Linked DNA regions of Mus musculus: regions 1 and 3 are each linked to region 2. The links are chromatin loops, found by intact Hi-C in ENCODE. Cell type or tissue: heart. All regions are shown on one strand. Region 1 overlaps Il16 (interleukin 16). Region 2 holds the start of Tlnrd1 (talin rod domain containing 1). Region 3 overlaps Il16 (interleukin 16).

What was found. A loop is a pair of places that touch in the nucleus more often than their neighbours do. Peaks named below come from ENCODE experiments on the same cell type or tissue, not always from the same donor. Only the 100,000 strongest peaks of a DNase experiment are listed, where the experiment ranks them.
Region 1: a loop joins it to region 2, with 6 times the contacts of the local background. A loop is called at or near these places in 7 of 42 quality-filtered maps.
Region 3: it touches region 2 in a loop (5-fold over the local background); 21 of 42 quality-filtered maps call a loop at or near these places.

The regions. Positions count from the first base shown.
Region 1 is chr7:83,691,403-83,699,402 of GRCm38, reverse strand. All of the region lies in intron 2 of Il16 (interleukin 16), which reads left to right. Among named protein-coding and RNA genes, the nearest start is that of Il16, 37 kb to the left of the region's middle. In heart, a CTCF peak has its summit at 3,384 (motif pointing left); no DNase peak of the experiment used is centred here.
Region 2 is chr7:83,882,326-83,890,325 of GRCm38, reverse strand. Tlnrd1 (talin rod domain containing 1) reads left to right here and starts at 5,985. Exons shown (of 1, transcript NM_030705.4): 1 at 5,985-8,000. The coding sequence starts at 7,105. It also overlaps a transcript of Mesd not described here. In heart, CTCF peaks have their summits at 3,405 (motif pointing right) and 6,054; DNase peaks (open chromatin) are centred at 735, 5,885, 6,485, 7,365 and 2 weaker places; H3K4me3 peaks cover 3,181 bases; H3K27ac peaks cover 4,817 bases.
Region 3 is chr7:83,666,613-83,674,612 of GRCm38, reverse strand. Il16 (interleukin 16) reads left to right here. Exons shown (of 19, transcript NM_001360087.1): 7 at 54-127; 8 at 1,363-1,579; 9 at 4,404-4,521; 10 at 7,605-7,737. Among named protein-coding and RNA genes, the nearest start is that of Stard5, 39 kb to the right of the region's middle. In heart, a CTCF peak has its summit at 5,706 (motif pointing left); a DNase peak (open chromatin) is centred at 5,702.

The DNA of each region.
Region 1 (8,000 bases), 190 kb after region 2:
GGCTTTAAACGTAACCGTCTCTCAAAATCATCACTCAAAAGTACAGAGCTGTAAGTGATGGCAAGGTTTGGTTAGCACATTTCTCAGTCTAGAGAGAAGGAAACCGAGCCCCGAGCAATGATACAGCAAGTTCGGAGCCATGAGGAAGTCAGCTCTGCAGGCTTCAGGACCCACCCTCCACCTCCTCACACAATTCTGGTGAGGAGGTCACCAAGTTTGACATCTTAAAAAAAAACAACAACTTGTTTGAGATTTATTATGTGTGTGTGTGTGTATGTTTTGCCTGTATGTGTATCTGTGCACCACATGCATGTGTTACCCATGGAAACCAGAGGAAACAGTGATGTAAGAAGGTATTGGGTCCCCTGGAACTAGAGTTACAAATGGTTGTCAGCTGCCATGTGGATGCAGGGAACTGAACCCCAGTTCTCTGGAGGAGTTTAGCCAGTGTTCTAAACTGCTGCACCATCTCTCTAGCTTCTTCTTTTAAAATAAAATTCTTGTGACAGAGTATACATACTCATGTGCGCATACATGGGTACACACACACACACACACACACACACACACACACACACACAGAGAGAGAGAGAGAGAGAGAGAGAGAGAGAGAGAGAGAGAGAGAGAGAGAGAGAGGTTTGAGGACAAACTTGAGTGTCATCCTTACAAATTCTACCTCCTTGAATGCCGGCTATGATATTAGCCTGGAGATTGCCTATTAGGCTAGACTGGGCAGCCAGTGAACCCTAGAGATCTTTGTGTGTCTACATCGCCAGTGCTGAGATTAGTTCACCATCATGCCAGACATTTTTGTGGGTGTCAGAGATTAAACTCAGGTTATCATCTCACACAAAGAACACTTTATCAACTGACCCATCTACTCAGCCTCCAGCTTGGCAATGAAATAAACTCAGAGCACATAAGAATACTGTGGCATTGGTGTTCCAGACACAGAACGTCTAAAAACATGTGCATTGCCTTGTTTCAGGAACTTTTAGGTTGCAATTTTTTTCCTCAGTGACGCAACATTGCCACTAAAGTCTGATCTTCATCCATCGGTGTGTTTCTACGTCCGCCACAGTGGTATCTAAGGAGACGTTCCAGCCACACCAGGCTAAAGAGTTTTCCCACAATTATGCAGATGCTTACTGTCAGGGCCCTCATTAGGTGCAGCTTTTTGGAGCTTACAGTCTGCTCACATTGCTGAGGGAAAAGATCAACTGCCATGAGACTTACATCGGAGATGGCTTTGTTTGGGGGATATGGAGTGGTAAGGCAGGAGGGCCCAAATAAATGGTCTCACTGCCCTGGAGAGCAAAGTCATGAGACAGGAATGTGCTCCAGGGATTAATGGAGTCCCATGAGGGATCAAGATGGCTTCTTCTGGATCAGGCCTTCTTCAACCAACACTGAAAATCTCAGAGAAAGATTCCCTCAGGTTAACAGAGCCCCTGCCCTCTCATCCAGGTGGGAAGGGAATGGTTTGTTCTGTTTCCTGTGATTTTTCTGCCACCTTCATCTGACTAGCCAACAATTTCTATTTTAGATAAGGGATTTTTATAAGAAAAAAAGATTCTACTATTGTTAACAGTTGAAATAAATATCATGTTAATGATTTAGCTTGGGCCTGATTACAATGTAACAAACATCTACTGTTAAGCTGGGTGTGGTGGCTGGGTCCTATAATCCCAGTACTCAGGAGGATCAGAAGTGAATGGTTATCCTCTCCATACTGAGTTCAAGGTCAGGCTGGGCTACAGGAGACTCTGTCTTAAAAGGGGGAAAAGGTACTGGGAGAAATAGCTGCCCCCAAAGAACTTGCTGTATATGCAGGAGGACTTTAGCTCAAATCCCCAGAACCTACATTAAGAAAAAAATAAAAAGCAGAATTTAGGGCTTAGTGATGGGAATTTGTAATCCAGCACTGAAGAGTTAGACAGGTGCCTCCACATACACCTGCCTATGCAAGAACATACACATACCCATGCAAGAACATACACATACCCAAGCAAGAACACACACACACCCATGCAAGAACATACACATACCCAAGCAAGAACACACACATACCCAAGCAAGAACATACACATACCCATGCAAGAACACACACATACCCATGCAAGAACATACACATACCCATGCAAGAACATACACATACCCATGCAAGAACACACACACACCCAAGCAAGAACATACACATACCCATGCAAGAACATACACATACCCATGCAAGAACACACACATACCCATGCAAAAACACACACATACCCATGCAAGAACATACACATACCCATGCAAGAACATACACACACCCCATGCAAGAACATACACATACCCATGCAAGAACATACACATACCCATATAAGAACATACACATACCCATGCAAGAACATACACATACCCCATGCAAGAACACACACATACCCATGCAAGAACATACACATACCCATGCAAGAACACACACATACCCATACAAGAACATACACACACCCATGCAAGAACACACACATACCCATGCAAGAACATACACATACCCATGCAAGAACATACACATACCCATGCAAGAACATACACATACTCCAGACAAAGGAAAAGAAAGGAAAAAGTAGATATCATTTCATCATTCAAGTACATTTTTGCTAATTCATGAGAGCTGAGTCTTGTATGTCATGTCTTGCCTATTGTGTATTCTCACAACTAGGAAGAGGGCCCAGTACATAGTAAGTTTTAGCAAAATTTGTGAATGATCTTGCTAGTTCGGTGCATCTATATGTAGTTCTTTTTACTGTATTTTTTATATTCTGTGGTTAGACTATTATAAAGTATTTAAAAATGTATAGATAACACAAGTACAGTCACAGTAAAAACTTTTAAACATTATTTTAAGATGAGTTTAGTGTGCTGTGTCTCATGTGTATACCATTTTCTCTTTACTTTCATATTATTAGACAGTTAGAAGTGGAAATATACAGTCTGAATACACACCTCAATTGTGCTTCAAGAATAAGGGTCACCCTTGGATGGGTAGTTATTTCCCATGCCTAGTGGGCCTGCAAAGGTCCCAAAGCCACATTAATATACATTGTCCCAATAGCATGCATGAAATGGAGCTGATACTGGAGAGGAGTCTTCACATTAGAGTTGGGACATGACCTTACCTGACTGTTGTAATAAAAAAAGTATCTCTTGGATATTAGGTGAGATATTCTAATATGCTCAAAGAAAGAGTTCATATACTTAATTTTGGAAATCAGAGCCTTAAGAATTTAACCAAATCAAACTTACTATTGTATATAATCACAGCTTTCATAGCTATTGAACAATTTCCCATATTAGCACAGTTAAAGATTGGTAATCTTGCTCAGGTTAACACAGCGCCATCTGCTGCTCGATAGAAAAATGACAGCCTAGGCGTCTGCCCAGACTTAATCTCTGATTTTCACATTGACTTTCACAGGAAATAAAAGGGAATTGATTTGTGGTTTCTTGTGTCAGAAAGGATATAGCTTTAGTTTTTAAGGCTGTTACTGGACTTCTGGGTCCATACTGCTTACAAATCCCGCCAGGTTAACTCCACTAGTTGCAGAAAATTCTTTCAAAATTCAAGAGAAATAGAACAGCAGCCAATGGACGGAGCTTAACTGTGCTCTGGCACCTGTGAGAGATCTCTGTATGCCATGTAATGCAGGTGGACTTGAATTCAGGGAGGCTCAGTAGCCTGCCACCAATGGCACAGCAGAGGAAAGCTTTGAAATAAATGGGGCAGATGGGAGCAGTATCTTCAGAGCTGGCCTGCTGTTGGGGACAGGGTGCTGATTAAGAGGCACCAAGTGAGAGTTCGAGGCAGGACAGAGGGGGGCTTCCTCTCTTCAGATGTTGGAGAATGTGTACCACTTGGCACATGTAATTAACCAGGCCCTTCCATAGCTGCCTTCTCAGACAGGTAATTATGTTAGATAGAATAGGGGTCTCCAGCACAGGGCAGTACTAAGTGCCTGACCCCAAATCCCTAAGCTCTCTATAGCTACAGCTTTCACATCCAGTGAAAAATATCCAAAGGTCATTTACCAAGCCATTCAAATTCAACAGCCCACAGATATGCTTTTGTTTACCGAGTTTCCCATCTATAGGTTCCCTGAAACACACCCACACCACCCCCAACATGTGTGTGCTTGTGTGTGTGCATGCATGCACTGTTGTGGAAGTAACTGATTAAACCAATGTTTTTTTCTTTTTTTTATTAGGTATTTTCCTCATATACATTTGCAATGCTATGCCAAAAGTCCCCCATACCCTCCCACCCACCCACCCTCACTTTTTGGCCCTGGAATTCCCCTGTACTGGGGCATATAAAGTTTGCAAGTCCAATGTGCCTCTCTTTCCAGTGATGGCCAACTAGGCCATCTTTTGATACATATGCAGCTAGAGTCAAGAGCTCCGGGGTACTGGTTAGTTCATAATGTTGTTCCACCTATAAGGTTGCAGTTCCCTTCAGCTCCTTGGGTACTTTCTCTAGCTCCTCCATTGGGGGCCCTGTGATCCATCCAATAGCTGACTGTGAGCATCCACTTCTGTGTTTGCTAGGCCCCGGCAAAGCCTCACAAGAGACAGCTATATCTGGGTCCTTTCAGCAAAATCTTGCTAGTATATGCAATGGTGTCAGCATTTGGAAGCTGATTATGGGATAGATCCCTGGATAAGGGAGTCTCTAGATGGTCCATCCTTTTGTCACAGCTCCAAACTTTGTCTCTGTAACTCCTTCCATGGGTGTTTTGTTCCCAATTCTAAGAATGGGCAGTGTCCACACTTTGGTCTTCGTTCTTCTTGAGTTTCATGCGTTTAGCAAATTGTATCTTATATCTTGGGTATCCTAAGTTTTGGGGCTAATATCCACTTATCAGTGAGTACATATTGTGTGAGTTCCTTTGTGATTGTGTTACCTCACTCAGGATGATGCCCTCTAGGTCCATCCACTTGCCTAGCAATTTCATAAATTCATTCTTTTTAATAGCTGAGTAGTACTCCATTGTGTAAATGTACCACATTTTCTGTATCTATTCCTTTGTTGAGGGGCATCTGGGTTCTTTCCAGCTTCTGGCTATTATAAGTAAGGCTGCTATGACAATAGTAGAGCATGTGTCCTTCTTACCGGTTGGAACATCTTCTGAATATATGCCCAGGAGAGGTATTGCTGGAACCTCCGGTAGTACTATGTCTAATTTTCTGAGGAACCACCAGACTGATTTCCAGAGTGGTTGTACAAGCCTGCAATCCCACCAACAGTGGAAGAGTCTTCCTCTTTCTCCACATCCTCGCCAGCATCTGGTGTCACCTGAATTTTTGATCTTAGCCATTCTGACTGGTGTGAGGTGGAATCTCAGGGTTGTTTTGATTTGCATTTCCCTGATGATTAAGGATGTTGAACATTTTTTCAGGTGCTTCTCTGCCATTCGGTATTCCTCAGGTGAGAATTCTTTGTTCAGTTCTGAGCCCCAATTTTTAATGGGGTTATTTGATTTTCTGAAGTCCACCTTCTTGAGTTCTTTATATATGTTGGATATTAGTCCCCTATCTGATTTAGGATAGGTAAAGATCCTTTCCCAATCTGTTGGTGGTCTTTTTGTCTTATTGATGGTGTCTTTTGCCTTGCAGAAGCTTTGCAACTTTATGAGTTCCCATTTGTCGATTCTCGATCTTAGAGCACAAGCCATTGCTGTTCTATTCAGGAATTTTTCCCCTGTACCCATATCTTCGAGGCTTTTCCCTACTTTCTCCTCTGTAAGTTTCAGTGTCTCTGGTTTTATGTGGAGTTCCTTAATCCACTTAGATTTGACCTTAGTACAAGGAGATAGGAATGGATCAATTTGAATTCTTCTACATGATAACCGCCAGTTGTGCCAGCACCATTTGTTAAAATGCTGTCTTTTTTCCACTGGATGGTTTTAGCTCCCTTGTCAAAGATCAGGTGACCATAGGTGTGTGGGTTCATCTCAGGGTCTTCACTTCTGTTCCATTGGTCTACTTGTCTGTCGCTATACCAGTACCATACAGTTTTTATCACAATTGCTCTGTAGTACAGCTTTAGGTCAGGCATGGTGATTCCACCAGAGGTTCTTTTATCCTTGAGAAGAGTTTTTGCTATCCTAGGTGTTTTGTTATTCCATATGAATTTGCAGATTGCATTTTCTAATTCAATGAAGAATTGAGTTGGAATTTTGATGGGGATTGCATTGAATCTGTAGATTGCTTTTGGCAAGATAGCCTTCTTTACTATATTGATCCTGCCAATCCATGAGCATGGGAGATCTTTCCAACTTCTGAGATCTTCTTTAATTTCTTTCTTCAGAGACTTGAAGTTCTTATCATACAGATCTTTCACTTCCTTAGTTAGAGTCATGCCAAGGTATTTTATATTATTTGTGACTATTGAGAAGGGTTTTGTTTCCCTAATTTCTTTCTCAGCCTGTTTATCCTTTGTGTACAGAAAGGCCATTGACTTGTTTGAGTTAATTTTATATCCAGCTACTTCACTGAAGCTGTTTATCAGGCTTAGGAGTTCTCTGGTGGAATTTTTAGGGTCACTTATATATACTATCATATCATCTGCAAACAGTGATATTTTGACTTCTTCCTTTCCAATTTTTATCCCCTTGATCTCCTTTTGTTGTCTAATTGCTCTGGCTAGGACTTCAAGTACAATGTTGAATAGGTAGGGAGAGAGTGGACAGTCCTGTCTAGTCCCTGATTTTAGTGGGATTTCTTCCAGCTTCTCCCCATTTACTTTGATGTTGGCTACTGGTTTGCTGTAGATTGCTTTTATCATGGTTAGGTATGGGCCTTGAATTCCTGATCTTTCCAAGACTTTTATCATGAATGGGTGTTGGATTTTGTCAAATGCTTTCTCCGCATCTAGGGAGATGATCATGTGGTTTTTGTCTTTGAGTTTGTTTATATACTGGATCACACTGATGGATTTCCGTATATTGAACCATCCTTGCATTCCTGGGATGAAACCTACTTGGTCAGGATGGATGATTGTTTTGATGTGTTCTTGGATTCGGTTAGCGAGAACTTTATTGAGAAATTTTGCATCTATATTCATAAGGGAAATTGGTCTGAAGTTCTCTATCTTTGTTGGGTCTTTCTGTGGTTTAGGTATCAGAATAATTGTGGCTTCATAGAATGAGTTGGTTAGAGTAGCTTCTGTTTCTATTTTGTGGAATAGTTTATGAAGAACCAGGATTAGATCTTTTTTGAAGGTCTGATAGAAGTCTGCACTAAACCCATCTGGTCCTGGTTTTTTTTTTTTTTTTGGTTGGGAGACTATTAATGACTGCTTCTATTTCTTTAGGGGATATAGGACTGTTTAGATCATTAACCTGATCTTGATTTAACTTTGGTACCTGGTATCTGTCTAGAAACTTGTCCATTTCATCCAGGTTTTCCAGTTTTGTTGAGTATAGCCTTTTGTAGAAGGATCTGATGGTGTTTTGGATTTCTTCAGGATCTGTTGTTATGTCTCCCTTTTCATTTCTGATTTTGTTAATTAGGATGCTTTCCCTGTGCCCTCTAGTGAGTCTGGCTAAGGGTTTATCTATCTTGTTGATTTTCTCAAAGAACCAGCTCCTCGATTGGTTGATTCTTTGAATAGTTCTTCTTGTTTCCACTTGGTTGATTTCGCCCCTGAGTTTGATTATTTCCTGCTGTCTACTCCTCTTGGGTGAGTTTGCTTCCTTTTGTTCTAGAGCTTTTAGGTGTGTTGTCAAGCTGCTAATGTGTGCTCTCTCTAGTTTCTTTTTGGAGGCACTCAGAGCTATGAGTTTCCCTCTTAGAAATGCTTTCATTGTGTCCCATAAGTTTAGGTATGTTGTGGCTTCATTTTCATTAAACTCCAAAAAGTCCTTAATTTCTTTCTTTATTCCCTCCTTGACCAAGGTATCATTGAGAAGAGTATTGTTCATTTTCCTTGTGAATGTTGACTTTCTATTATTTATTTTGTT
Region 2 (8,000 bases):
TTGGGAGGAGGCCGAGGCAGGCGGATTTCTGAGTTCGAGGCCAGCCTGGTCTACAAAGTAAGTTCCAGGACAGCCAGGGCTACACAGAGAAACCCTGTCTCAAAAAAAAAAAAAAAAAAAAAAAAAAAAAAAGGAGTGTCCTACCTTATCCAGCCTTCTTTGTCATATGGCCCCATCACAAAGGTCTGGAGTTTCTATCCTCAAGGTCATCAAAAGTTCCAGGATGGCTATTGGTACTCCAACCATCAGATGGCATTCCAATCAAAGGAAATGGGAAATAAGTCAAGCTGAGGGACGAGCATCCTATTAGGGAATTGTGCACAGCCTTTCTGGTCTCATTGAGCTACCTCTCTGAGAGGGACTGGGAGTAATTATTTAGCTGTCTTTGCTACCATCTCAAATAAATTTAGGCTTGTTAGGAAAAGCATAAAGTGGAGGTTAAGAAAAGAGCTAACTAGCAACGTGAGCCTTATTGACCTTCACTCTAAGGTCAAATGTGGTGTGCATTTATTCCCACTGTAGTAACGTAGCTGATTTTTTCCATATTCATACATGGATATGAATAAACACAAGGACATTTTCTGTTGACGTTATACAGAAACAACTCATAAGAAAAGAAAAAGAACTTTTTTCTCTTCTTTTTTGAAATCATAAGGGAAATGTCATGAGCCTTCTCCCAGGGGCACATTGCTCCACCCCGTGGCTTGGAGCTCTGTCCTGGCACAGTCATGCTAAAAAACATGCACAGCTGTGGCAGATCATGTGCTCTGCAGGGCGGGGTCACCCTGGTCATTCATTCTGCCAACTGCCAAGGTAAGGTTTAGAAAAAAAAAAAATGCTGGTTTTCTTGGCCTGAAATATCTAGTTACAGAAAAATAAAAAGGTTTTTCTTTTCTTTTCTTTTTTAAGTATTGTACCACAATTGTTAAAACAAGTCAGAAGTTCCAGGGCTACTGACTGTCATCTGAGGAGGAAACACATCTGGCTCCCACTCCATTGATCTGAAAACATTTGGAGCAACTACATTTTCAACATTTGACAGACTAAGTATATTTTGGTGTTTTGGAACACTGAAGAACCTTCTTTGTCTAATGACTTACTGTTAGGCAGGTGAGACATTGACAGGAAGGTGAACTTGAAGTCCTTGGTATCATACAGGAGGGTTTGCAATAGCAGACGGGCTAAGCCATCTACAGTACACGCTACAGATTCCAGGTTAGGAGCTAAAGGGGCCATGGTAGTAAATGTCTGTACTTAGTCTGTACTTATTTCTTCTCTCTCTCTCTCTCTCTCTCTCTCTCTCTCTCTCTCTCTCTCTCTCTTTCTGTGATATTCATGTGAAGGCCAGAGATTAATATCTAGTGTCTCCCTTCACTGTTTTCCACTTAGTAATATAATAAAGCAGGTTATTTTCTTTGAACCGGGAGTTTACCATTTCTACTCATCTGGCTAGATAGCTTACTACAGAGATTTCCTTTCCTGTCTCCTTGAGGGCTGGTCCACCCAGCTTTATGTAGATCCTAGGAACCCAAACTTTGATCCCCATACTTGCTCAGCAAGGGCTTTACCCACTGAGCCATCTCCCCAGATCTTGCCCCTATGTTTGTTTTAAGTGTTGGAATTATTCAAATGTGGTCAGATATATGGTATAGCCATGGAATGAAAATATGGACCCAGGAATCCAGGACACTTTCTTCCCTGATGTCTACCATGGCACCACCAGCGAGGCTTACAGCATAACAACACTAGTAGCCATATAGAAAATAGTTTCAAGGTCTAGCTAGAGCCAGGAGAACTCAGATGGCCCTGGAATTTGAACCAGGTCTGAGGCAGTGCAGTATAGAGCTGTTGAAGAGGGGCTGGACATAAAACTGTGTTCAGTGCCTAAACGAGGGGCCAGGCTCTGAGTTAAATACTCAGGCCAAAGTGCATCCTAAGTTTAATGAGAACATGAGCCTGGGTTCATGCTGGCCTACATTCTCCACAGCTAAGGAGTGAGAACAACACCTTCTAACACTACCTGAAACCTTGCATGAGCAATATCCAAAACCTGAATGACACTGTCATCAATGAGCCCTAGGACCTGGTAGGAGCCAAACATTAACCCTTTAAGAATCGAATTATAGGGGGCTGAAGAGATAGCTTAATGGTTAAGAGCACTGACTGCTCTTTTGAAGGTCCTGAGTTCAAATCCCAGCAACCACATGGTGGCTCACAACCATCCGTAATGAGATCTGATGCCCTCTTCTGGGGTGTCTGAAGACAGCTACTTACATATAATCTTTAAAATAAAAAGAACCGAATTGTGGGACAGTCTGACAAATGGATTCTATTAACACTGTCTGGCGACTATACAAGGCACTCGGATGGGGGCATAGATACTGCCTCTGTTCTTCACAGGTTAACAGAATTGTGGAGGGAGCAAAGCTAGTAGTCCCAAACAGTATGGCAATGGCCTCAACCAGGTTCTGCAAACAGCACAGTAGAAATGAGGGACAGCCATGCCCAAGTGTGTCTAAAGGTCCAGAGAAGCTGCGTGTGAGGCAGCAACAGCCTGAGTTAATCTGTAAGTACTGACCACCAGGTATCATCGTGACCAGGAATGGTTAGTGTTGGCTGCCTATGGTCCCTAAGTCCTGGGATTCATATTTTTTCCCACTGGCTGGTGGAATAGGCTATGAAACGATCATCTTGTGCAAGCAGCCTTACTATGGTACCAGTGAGGCTTATAGCAATAGTAACATCATAGGATACCCTGGGAAACAATTGGAGGAAATCCTCACTCTCCTAGATACTAGAAGCTGAATACTCCAGCATTTGTGTCAGTGTCTTCACTGGGCCTGTGCACAGCTTCCTTGCTCACTATAGAAGCAACAGAGAAGATAAGAAACTGAAAGCCAAAGTCTTGCCCCAAGTGTGTTACTGGACAGGATCAGGATGTGTCAGAGGGCTAGAGAATATACCAACTATGGAGGATAGTCTTATTCCATGGTGATTCTGCACTCTAGCCAGTAAGGAGCTCTTATGTACCAACTGTGATGAATAATATAAAGGGGATGGGACCGCATCCTTCAGTTGTAAATTGTTCTTCTCCAGGAGAAGTGTTATTTGTTGTTGATGATTTTAGGCTAGGTCTCGCCTAGCCCTGGTTGCTTTAAACTCCTTACATTGGCTGGCAGATGATCTAGAATTCCTGATCCTGCTGCCTCTATCTCCCAAGTGCTAGTGTGTGACACCACACCTGGCCAAGGCCGATACTCAAGGAGAATGAACCAAGGTGTCTGCAAATGTGTAAGAAAGATCATCTGAGACCACTGTCCACCTGTGAGCACAAACATAAAACCAAGAAACCCAAGTCCAAAGTTATGATATGGCCAAGACTGCTCCTTACCAACCACTGGGTGGCACTGTATACCACAGACAGCTTGGTTGCTTGTCCACAAATTCTGGGGGTATACCATGAATGTCTAAAGTTCATACAAGTGAATATTATTTCCTATAAAAAGGACATTCTGATACGTTATCGCACTGATTAACCTCAATGACATTATGCTTAATGAAATAAGACAGACACAAAAGAACGGAGTGCTTCAAATCATCAAGTTCACGGATGAAGTTGGTAATGGCCAGAGACTAGAAGAGAGAATGGAGAGATGTTATTTCACAGGTAGTGTGTCAGGGAAGATGAAACTTTTCTGAAGGTGGATGGTGCTGGGCACAGTACCTCCCCCCTCAAAAAAAACCTCCCAACCCCCTACCCATCCAGCAGTGACAGGAAGAGCAAGGTGAGAAGGAACAGGGAGATCTTAGATTTGGTTTCCACTGCTTTGGTTTGCAGGTCACCTCGATTTCCCTAGCACTGATCAGAATGCATAATTCTGCCTAACATGACCTAAACACTTAGTATGCAGTACTTTGTTTGTTTGGTTTGGTTTTTTGAGACAGGGTTTCTCTGTGTAGCTCTGGCTGTCCTGGAACTCACTCTGTAGACCAGGCTGTCCTTGAACTCAGAAATCTGCCTGCTTCTGCCTCCCAAGTGCTGGGATTAAAGGCGTGCGCCATCACTGCCCGGCTAGTATGCAGTGGTTGATCTGCTGTCCATTTTTGTCCTGTGCTTTTACTGAGTAAACAGTAACTGGGAGCACTTATTTGTGAACCTTCCCTTCCGGGACTCTTATCTTCACAAGCAGAGGCTGCTCTATTACAATCTATAGTGTAAGCGCAGTGCCTTGAACAAGGGCTGGCACATGGTAGACACCCAGCGTTTGAGCTGTAAGTGAACAATGGCAGGAGGTAAACAAGAAAGAACCTGGAAAGATCAGTTTAGGAAGAGTGACACTATCTGAAAAACGAAGCCTTGGTGGCAGGCACCTTTGCCTGCTGAGCTATCTTACTGGTCCCTCTCTTAGGTTCTCAGAGTTAAGGAAACTATTTTTTAGGATTCACTGCTATTCCTGGGTTACCAGGGAGGAAGTAGCCCTATAGAATTCTTGTTAAGAGAGCCATTGGTTTTACTGGCTTCAGTTTGCAGAGACAGTTGGTTCACCTAAAATCTAAAGCATCTGCAAGGGCATTTTTTTTTAATTATTATTTTTGATTATGAGTAGGGCGGCTATCCAGGTTTTTACCGGTTGTTCCTCATTAACTTATATTAATAACTTGACTCATAATTTATTCTGTAAACTATTGGGGTTTGGACGATAAATTTGAGGCCATCCAACTTATAAATAACACTTATAACTGGCTTAAAAATGTAGGACGTGGAGGTCCTACGAAGAGACAGAAGAACAAACATTTCCATTGGCTGAGCACACACTGGCAGTGCTGGGCACCAGCAGAAGACTTCAGGGCTCTTGAGAGAGTGCTTTACTGGGAGGAGGCCCAGGTGTTCCAGGAGTTTCTGGCAGACAAGGTCTGCACAAAGAAAGGGAGTGGGTGTGGCCAGTGGGTTTAGGGGACCTTCTCTTTTAGCCACTGCTGTTGTTAAGAGCCTAGGGAGTCACTTAGTCCACCTGGCCACAAAGCCCTATGGCACAGGCCTACAATCACCAACTACAGACCCTGAAGGAGGATCGCCAGAAGTTCAAAGCCTGTCTGCACAGTTAAATTAATAAATAAAAAGTACAGTAGCTCAAGGTCCTCCGTTTAATTCCTCGTTACAGGGCGGGGAGCCATCTGGGCCACCAGTTTCCCAGCCTGTAACCCAGAGATAACAGTGTTTACCTCCAGAGACTGGCTCTTTACTTAACAATGGTTGCTATTATTCCATTATATAGATGGAGTCAGGAAAGGGCGAACTGCTGATCAAGGCACATTGGAATTCTAGCCAGCTGGAACCGAGGTCACCATACACTACCTGACTACAGTAACTTGGGAGAGAAAACTTGCCCAAGGTCACACAACTCCTAAACGGCTGGGGGGGGGGGGGGTAAGACCAACCTCAGGGAGGGTCTATCACTGAGTCAAACAAGCTGTGGGGACTCAAGCGTGATCAGAGCTCCTTTTCACTGTTTCACGGAAACCCACCCACAGGAGAGGGTCCAACACAACAAAGGGCGGAGGAGGGCTTGCAAAAGTCATCGAATCTCAGAGGTGACTGGAATCCGGAGGCGGTGGGGAGATCCCGGGAGTAATGAGTGGCATCCTCCCCAAGCAAGCAAAACAGATCACCTTTTACACTAGCTCCCTCGGCAGGGAGGAAGCATCGAGTCCTGGGGCATGCTGAGAGCTTACGTAAGGCCACTAGCGGCTGCGCCCCGGTGTCCCCAGGGTATACACAGCGCCTGGGCGCGGAGCGAGGGCGGGCCTTCCCCACCACACACGCTTCCCAGCCTCTCCGGATGCAGGGACCACCGGCCCCAGGGCCGCAGCGTCGGGGCTGGGCGCGGCGTCCTCCCACGGCCCCCAGCTTCCCGGGGGAGGAGCAGCGCATCGCGCAAGCATCCGGGATCGGCGGAGGGGGCGGGAGGAAGGGCGAGAGGAGGAAGCGGGATTTAAACGAAAGGCGGTGACGCCACACAAAAGATTCCTATAGGCTCCGGGGAGGTTACGGCCGAGGTGGCGGCGGCGAGCCGGGGGCGAGGCGGACGCCAGGAGGCGAAAACTGCAACCGTGCGCGGGCAGGCGGGTGTCCCCTGGCCTGCGGTCTCCTCCCTTCCTTTCAGTTGCTCGGAGGTCGCTCGGAAGTTGCTGGTTGACAAACATGGCAGGAGTCCGGGCCCGGGTCGGCCTCCGCGACGCCGCGCTCACCTTCTGAGCCGACCACCCTGGGGCGTCGGATGCGCGGGGCCCGCGGGCTCTGCGGGGAAACACAGATGGAATCTCCACGACAGCCGGTCGCCGGCCGCAGGCCATTCAGGAGGGGAGGGCGTGCCGCCGCGGCGCCGGGCCGCGCACTCTGAACCGCCAGGCGGGAAGGCGCGGCCGCCCAGCACCCTGCGTTGCAGCCTCCCGCCCGACTGACTCCGCGCGGCCGCCACAGAGCCAGCCACGCCCTCGGCCCAGTGGCCGCCCAGCGCCCTAAGAGCCGGAGCAGGAGATGCGGCCGCGCGCCCCCGGGCGTCAGCTCCGGCCGCCGTCGCCAGCCTGTACCGTCTGGCGGGGTCGCCGCCCCTGAAGCCCACGTGCGCTGCTGAGCCGGATAGCCGCAGCGCAGCGGCTGACAGCAAAGCCTGCCGGGGCCGCCGCCCGCGCTCCTCTAGGAGCAGAGGATTTTGATTTCAAAGGAAGGAAGGAAGGAAGGACAACTCCCAGCCTCCCCGTCCCGCCCTCTCCGCTCCGGCGGCCCGGCCGGCCATGCCCAGGAAGGTGGCGACAGCCCGGCAGCGGGGACTTTTCTGGTAGGCTAGTGAAGAGGGGCGCGGACTAGGAGTCTGCCGTGCCCCGGCTCACGGTTCCCGCGAGCTACACAGCGCCCCGAAGAGCTTGCCGCGGGCTTGGGCCCGCCCTGCGACGCCCGGCCACCGGCCGCCGCCACCCGGATCTCTGTGCCCGCCGCGGTGGGTGGCATGATGGTGCGCGGAAGGCAGCGCGGCCCTGGCCAGCTGAGTCGCGGCGGCGGTGGTAGCGGGCTCCCCAGCGGCATGCCAGTGCCCCCTGGGCGCGATGGCTAGCGGCAGCGCCGGGAAGCCCACTGGCGAGGCGGCTTCTCCGGCTCCTGGGAGCGCCGTCGGCGGGGCCAGCTCGCAGCCGCGGAAGAGGCTGGTATCTATCTGTGATCACTGCAAGGGCAAGATGCAGCTGGTGGCCGACCTGCTGCTGCTGTCTAGCGAGGCGCGGCCGGTGCTCTTCGAAGGCCCCGCCTCCCCTGGCGCTGGTGCGGAGTCCTTCGAGCAGTGCCGGGACACCATCATCGCGCGCACTAAGGGGCTGTCCATCCTCACCCACGACGTGCAGAGCCAGCTCAACATGGGCCGCTTCGGAGAGGCGGGAGACAGTCTTGTGGAACTGGGCGACTTGGTGGTGTCGCTGACCGAGTGTTCTGCACATGCGGCCTACCTGGCAGCCGTGGCCACACCGGGCGCTCAACCTGCACAGCCAGGCCTTGTGGACCGCTACCGTGTGACACGCTGCCGCCACGAGGTAGAACAAGGCTGTGCTGTGCTGCGAGCCACCCCACTGGCGGACATGACCCCACAGCTGTTGCTGGAGGTGTCGCAGGGCCTGTCTCGAAACCTCAAGTTCCTGACGGATGCGTGCGCCCTGGCCAGTGACAAGTCACGGGACCGCTTCTCTCGCGAACAGTTCAAGCTGGGCGTCAAGTGCATGAGCACAAGTGCATCCGCGCTGTTAGCATGCGTACGCGAAGTGAAGGCGGCACCCAGCGAGCTGGCCCGCAGTCGTTGCGCGCTCTTCAGTGGGCCCTTGGTGCAGGCGGTGAGCGCTTTGGTGGGCTTTGCCACCGAGCCTCAATTCCTGGGTCGCGCAGCTGCCGTGAGCACTGAGGGCAAGGCGGTGCAGACCGCCATCCTGGGAGGTGCCATGAGTGTGGTGTCGGCCTG
Region 3 (8,000 bases), 220 kb after region 2:
TTCCAAAATACTGAATAAAGCTTGTTAGCTACTGTCTTTCTGTCTCTCAATAGGTGATGAAATTCTGGAACTCAATGGTGAATCAATGGCTGGCCTAACACACCAGGATGCTTTGCAGAAGTTTAAGGTAACTTCTCAGTCTTTGTCCATACTCTGAGTGTAAATATTATATACTAGGCCAGATGTAATTGGCATCTCAGAGGCTTACTGCTTTCTAGTTATTACAGAACTCTAGCTGGCAGGTTCAACTCAGCTGTCCTGGCTCAAACTCCTCTCCAAGCTGACTGATTCAATATGGCTTGTCTCTGCTTTTCACTGAATTGATCTGCTTGGCCTCAAACTCACTCTGGCAATTTATTCTAATTTTCTGGCTCCTTCTTATTCTCTGGCTTCAGCTGCCTCTGCTGATCTGCACCCAACTTAAACAAAATGAAACGAAACAAAACAAAATAAAACAAAACTCAACTCTACTTCTCTGAACTCACTGACTCCCCACTAACTCTCCAAACTCAACTCCACTCAGCTGAACTGACTCTCTCCCTGTTCTGCTCTTAAATAACTTATCTTTCCTGTGCTGTTCTCATGAGAGTTGGACACATCCTATATTTGACTCATTCTGTCAAATCTTTCTCTGATTTACCACTTTGTCTGCCCCTCAATTAGATATCACTTTCAAACGTGGCTGTTTCCTTCTAAAAACTAATTTTATCTTAAAGGTGTATACTAAGGATGTGTTTGTATTCCAGCCAGAGGGATTAAAGGTGTGTGTCATGTCTGTATCCTAGCTGGGTCACACATACCTAGGTCTTTAGATGAGATCCCTTGCCAGAGCAGCCATGTTGCTGGATTAAAATTGCTGTCCATTGGAGACTTCAGGCAATAAAACCAAACCCAGCATCACTTTCTTCCGCAAGGTACACAAAATGAAAAATTGATCCTTTGCAGAGGTGCCTAGCCAATGCTGGCCCTGGGCCCAGCATTAAAGAAATTCTTCTACAAAGGGGAGTATAATCAGGACTGGTGTCAAAGGATATCCAAACTACTTAAGATTTATAAAGCTGCCTCAAAGCATTCCATGAACTTATACTAGTAGATTTGTGAATATGTTTTTAGTTTTTAAGACATCACTAAAAGCTACTTTTCATCTCCATTCAGTTTGTTCAATTCATGAGTACATCATATATCATATAACATGTATACCTTGGTGCGTGTGCATGTATGTGTCATGTGTAACTTGTCACATGTCTGTACATTACCCATGCACATACACCTACATTTCCTTGGAGGAACATCTATCATTGTTACTGGGCATGTATTCTTCATCTGTCTGGAACTGCTCCAGATACGGTTACTCTTTTCCAGCAAGCCAAGAAGGGGCTGCTGACTCTGACAGTGAGGACTCGCCTGACAACACCCCCTTCACTATGCAGCCACCTGTCACCTCCTCTGTGCCGTTCCCTGAGCTCCAGCACATGTGGTGCCCAGGACAGCAGCCCCTTCTCCTTGGAAAGTCCAGCGTCTCCTGCTAGCACTGCCAAACCCAACTACAGAATCATGGTGGAGGTGTCTCTGAAGAAAGGTAGGAGTAAGGTGCCAAGTTTTTTTTTAATTGAATATTTTCTTTATTTACATTTCAAATATTGTCCCTTTTCCTGCCCCTGTCCAAGACTATGCCAGTGTCTGCCAGTCTCTGTCAGAGCTACCCAGGCCTCTATCATATGGAAACATCACAGAATGAGGTTTGCTAGCAGATAATAATATAATAATAAGGCATAAGCCTTATCCAGTTGGGTTTAAATCAGGTCCCTTCCTTCCTTCCTTCCTTTCTTCTTTCCCTCCTTCCTTCCCTCCTCTTCCTCTCCTTCCACCCCTTTATTTAGTGTGTACCTGTGTACATGCATGTGCATATCCCCCACAGAGAACAACTTGTCGGAGTTAATTCTCTCTTTCCACCATGTGGGTCCTAATGATTGAACTCAGATTATCAAGCTTAGGGACAGTTATCTTTGCAGCTGAGCACTATCTCGCTGGCTCCTCATCCTGCTCCTGGAAGCTTATCTGTGCCATCTGAACCCAGACAATATCTTTTGATGAGATGGTTAGCAAGCATATAACAGAGAACTTACTACACACACACACACACACACACACACACACACACACACCATACCATAATGGACCAGGCCCTAGACTCTGCAGTTAATATCTTGCTGAGACCTTGAGCAGCTCACTGGCCCTCTGTGGGCCTATTTTCTTTCTTCTGCAAGATGACCAAGGTTTTGTTTTTTTTTGTTTTTTTGTTTTGTTTTTTGTTTTTGTTTTTTTAATCTAGACGACATTCAGAGTTCCACAGCCATCCCCTCTGCCCAGATGATAATTCTAGAAGGCTTTAGAGGCCTGCTCTGCCATAGTGAAGCTGAGCTGAGATTGGAAGGACAAGGGACAGTGTTAGATGCAGAGCTTGTCTCCACCTACAGTGATAAGCAAGCATTCTGGGGACAGAGGGAAGACTGGAGTAGCTGGTGCAAGTGGAAGGAGGTGGGGTTGAAAGATGGAGAGGAAGGAAAGGGTTTCAACGAAGAGGCTGGGAAACCAGAGAAAGGGATAAATGAGGAGCAAATGTGTGTAGGAATGGGGGCCAGAAGCAGGCAATGGGCCCCTTGCCGGATGCATGTCTCAGTGCCTCTGCTGGACCACAAGCTTGCTAAGCCTTCACGCATCTCTGGCACAAAATCTCGGTAGCCATAGATCTGTCTTTGTACACTGCCCATAGGGCTCCTGTGGTGAAGTTCAGGGAGCAGGCATGGCATGGTATGTGGGTGAGTCATGGCGTTAGTCTGCTGCTTCTCCTGATGGCCTGCACTAGAACCAGTGCTGAGATGCTTTAAGCAGCCACATCATAGCCTCTGTCCCCGCAGATTGTTTCAGTCTTGCTTGGTGTGAGCTTCAGGGACCCACAGGCCTATTAAGCCAAAGAGCTCTTGCCCTGGTTAGGAGACCTGGGTATCAGGATCGACTTTGATCTCTGTTCACAGTGCATGTCACAGCCCATATATTTTTTAACCTTGATAACAATAACCCACAACAGCCATCCCTCTTGGTGCTGTTGGGAGAACAAACATCAAAAGGTGAAACCACTTTTTCTAAGCTATGTATGCCTAAGGAAAACCTGAAGGAGGCTCTTTCTCCTTACTACTCCATGGACCTTCCATTTGGTCCTTCCTAGCTGCCATGTTTTTGTTTCCAAGGCCTTTCCAATCTAGCCAACCATCTGTCTCCTCTGCCATTCTGGAGGTCCCCATACCCCTAACATCACCTGCATTCTGTTTGTCTAGGACCCATGTGCCCTGTGCAACCATCTTCTTCTCACATCTTCCCAGTTACCTCATGGACGGCATGAGTGCCTGTAGGGCAAGACTTCATAGGTCTGGTCCTTTCCAGATTTCCTTGTTTGAAAGCAGCCTGTCGCCCACCAATCCCTCAATTCAAGACTGCCTTGGAGAAATTTTATCATGCTATGCTTATATTCCACCCCTTTGGAGTATATTCTGTGCACTCCTGTTTCTGCTTTGCTGCCCTCTTTACCCCTCTGGACCTTTCCAGTGATCCTTGCACTTCCATTCTTAACCATCCATAGTTATCTCTCCTTGTAAAGCCAGATATATTACTAAAGATGGAAGTTAAGGTATACCACTTCCTCATTCCTGACTGTCCCATGGCATTTCTTCTCAGTCAAAGAGTTTGTTTTTGTATACCTGTGCATACAAAGCCTTTTGAGTCCAGCCCTTGATCCCTGCCCTATGCCACCTCATCTCTCTCTGCATCCCGCATTCCTGGTTGCCTGGGATCCATGCTCTTGGGTCCATCACCTCTCTGCATGTCTATCCATGTTCTGCCCACAATGGCCTTTCAGGACCTATAGCAACATGATGTATTCCTCCCAGCCCAGCCTATGCCTGGGCTGTTTCCGCTAGTCAATTGTCTGCCCTGTCTCCTCATCCTGGCTCTTTATTGTCATCCATGGTTTAGACTAAATGTAGTCCCTGAGGCATGAAGGGCTGTGCTGCCACCTTCTAACACGGTCCCATTCATTTCCTGCATAGATCACTGTCTCCTCCCCTCTTCCCACTTCCTCTAGCTCTTGCCTGGTGTCTTCCCTCTCTCATTTCCTAGTGTTTCTCCATTTGACCTTACTACACCCCCTTCTCATTGTCTGCTTTGGGCATCATTTGGTCCCCAAGTGGCCCCTGTGCACAGTGACACGCCACACACAGGGCTGGAATGAATGTTGTGTCCAAGACACTTGACAAGCCCAGGATGTCAGGGGTCAGAGACACCTAATAGGCTAGTCCCCACCCCAGAAAGGCTCACATCTTCCACTCTTCCTCCATTTTGCATTCCAGAGGCAGGTGTTGGCCTGGGGATCGGCCTGTGCAGCATCCCCTACTTCCAGTGCATCTCAGGCATCTTCGTTCACACACTGTCACCAGGATCCGTGGCACATCTTGATGGACGGCTGAGGTGAGTCCTCATTTCTGAATAGACCCTTGTCTTACAGCATGGAGTATCTTGAGTTGACCTCAGCAGAAATGGTGAAATATTCAGTCTTGATTCTGTTACACATCAACAGCTGCCATGTCAGTCACCTGGTGTGGTAAATACAATTTGGGTGTTTTTAAATCCCACCTTAGATTGTTTTGTTCCCAAACGAAAGACACAAAAGCTTTATATTTATAATAAGCCTTAAAAGTACTAGAGCTGGGCTCTAAGCTACTTGATCTATTTCCCTGTCAATAACCCTGAGATATCATTTGGCCTGTTCTACCTGGGTTGCTCTTTCAACTGGCTGGCCATGTTCTCACAATCCACCCACCACATGATACTCTCTTCCTTCTTCTTCTCTTTACCTTGTGGTCTCTGCCTCAGACCCAAAGCCTGGGAACCCAAACTCTGCCTACCTTTCTCCTGCTCAAGCCATAGGCATCTTTATTGACCAATCAGGGATAATTTTGGGGTCAAGATGACATAGCATCACTTGGTATACATAGGGATCTCTTCATCCCTGATGATCCACTCATTGGGGGCAAACAGATCTCAGGGGCCAGTATTTAGCATTGCAATGCACAGCAACAGATCAAACCTCAACAGCAGGATTGCGGTCTTCGCAGCCCTACACCAGAGCTGCTATGCCCAGTGTTACTGATTCCTAAGAAGTCTGTGTGCATGTAACAGTTAAAGAAACACGGCTTCTGAGAATGCCGGGCTGCAAGGGCAAATAGAAAGGAAGCATATTTTAACTCAGATTCAACACACAGAATCCATGGTGTCACAGATGGGCATCTCTCAGGTTTACCTGTGAGCTCTACATGCAGACAGAGGTGTTTTAAGCCAACCAGCCATGTCCATGCATGTCCTTGCTGAGAGAAGCAAAATGATTTTAGATACTGCAGTCACACCTCTACAAAGAACTCCTGCAATCAGTAAGTGATCTGATTAGGTAGAAATCATTTATCTTAGTTTAACCTGTTACAATACTTTTGCAGCTATTCTAACATCTGCCAGTGGTATAAATGCATCTGTTGCTAGGACACACTTTTGCTAAGCAGGAAGGTTTTGTCCTGATTTTCAGTTTTTTTTTTTCCTAGTGTGAGAGTCAGGATAGAGATGCGGAGCTAGGAATAGATCTGTGCTGCCATCTGCAGGAGAAGCACTGCTACTGTGCTGGGGACATTCCTGCAGAGATAGGGGCCCAGGAGCAGGGCTAGGTGACCTAGCTCTAGAGTCAGGGCATCTTGTTGCAGAATTGGTGGACCCAACTCAGAGTTGGGGTGTTTATTTTATCTCTTTTGCCCCCATCAGAGGCCCACCATGGGGTAGGGACTCTTCTGTGTTACATGGCTGGAGTCTTCAATTATTCAAAATTCAAAAAATTAATTAAAAATCCACATCCAGAGAATGTGAATCATCTTGGCAAGATAAGGGGGTCAGCTCTGCAGAAACACAGAAGGAAGCAGGGGGTGCAGAGTCAGGAGACTCAAGTTCTCATTCTGACCCAGCTGATCACTTGAAAACGACTACCTGCTACCTTCGTTTACACTAACGTTTTGTTTGAACACAGCCATGCACTGTTCTTGTTTGCTGTCCAAGGTTGCAGCTGTCACCTACAGTGACAGAGTTGAACATTTGTGACACAGACATCATGTCTTGGAAAACAAACATTTACTCTTGGCTCTTTACAGAAAAGTGTCCCTCCCCAGTATAGGTTGCAATAGAAAAGTCATTTCACCATTGATGCCCCAGTTTCTCCATCTGCAAGGGTGGAAGGAATTGGGCCATGTCTTAGGGTTACTATTGCTATGATGAAACACCATGACGAGAAGTACCTTGAAGAGAGGGTTTATTTTACTTATGCTTCCATATCACTGTTCATCATTGAAGGAAGTCAGACCAGGAACTCAAGCAAGGCAGGAAACTGGAGGCAGGAGCTGATGCAAAGGCGGTGGAGGAGTGCTGCATAGAGGCCTGCTCAGCCTGATTTCCTATAGAACCCAGGAGTGGCACCACCACAATGAGCTGGGTCTTCCCCCATCAATAACTAACTAAGAAAATGCTCTTTAGGTTTGCCTATAACTTGATATTCTGGAGGCATTTTCTCAGTTGAGATTCCCTCCTTGCAGATGATTTTAGCTTGTACAAAGTTGCCATAAGACGAGACGGGACAGTTTATATCAACAACACGATACAATCCTGTCCTTTGTATCTTTGTTTTCTGTTTCAGTGGTTGTGTTAACCAGCATTCTGTCACTGTAGCGATTATCTGAGGCAATCGACTTATAAGAAGCGAGGTTTATTCTGGCTCACAGTTCTGGAAAATCCATATGTGTCTGACCAGTCCGACGGCATGTGGGTCTGTGATGAGGAAACACATTAGGGCAGGGAGAGGAGCCAGAACAAAGTGTTCACCTCTGTCTAGAATGCTGACAAAGAGGAGAGAGCAGAGCCACAGTGGTCCCTGCAAAGGCACCCCCCCTCCAGTAACCAGAGGGCTTACGTTGGGCCCTAGCTCCTCAGTTTCACCACCTCTCAATAGCACCCAATGGAGGATTAAGCCTTTGGTGCAAAGGCCTTTGGAAGGTACCATTCTAATCCACAGCACAGCAGTTGCTAGTACAAGCAACACCCATCTTGGAACTAAAATAAGTTTCCTTGGCGGATGTTCTTGCTTCTCTTTGCAAGGACCTCTGCTGCATCCTTCCTCAGTGATTTCTTTACCTTTAGCACATGCTGCCCAGTCCTTCCTCCTCCAAGACACTCTACTTCTGGGGACATCAAGGGCCAGGATGTGGTGAATTATGTTATGGCTGGTCAGCTAGAGAGGGTAAAGCATGACTTCAATGTTGAGCAGGTCAAGGGAAGAAGGAAGGGAGAGTGACAGGTGAACAGAGTTTGTGTTGACTGCTCTGTGCATGAATCACTGGCCCAGATGGTCCACAGTGACAGGAGTGCATTGCTGCATTGACACACAAGGAGTGGGTTCCTGAAAGGTGACCCTCTTTCTGTCATAGTTGTTAGTGTGTTTTAGGCTCCTGTGGGTGCTTTTGCAGGTGTGGTGATGAGATTGTGGAAATCAATGATTCTCCAGTGCACTGCCTGACTCTCAATGAAGTCTACACAATCCTGAGCCACTGTGACCCTGGCCCAGTTCCCATCATCGTAAGCCGACATCCGGACCCACAGGTAATGTGCCATCAGGCTTTTCTCTGCCTAGGCTCACTCGATCAGTATGAACGTCAGAGGAAGAACGGAATGGAAAAAGAGATGTTGCTGGCTGGGGTTTGATCTGTACTCATCCAAACCCTTTCAGACTTTGTGTGGGAACAACTCTCTATAGCAGAGACCCACTGACAAACTCCTAGTCAGCAGAAACAATTGATATCCACGTAGGAAAATCTTATAGCTGAGTTACACGTTTCGGGACAGAGAGACAGAAACCCAGAGTC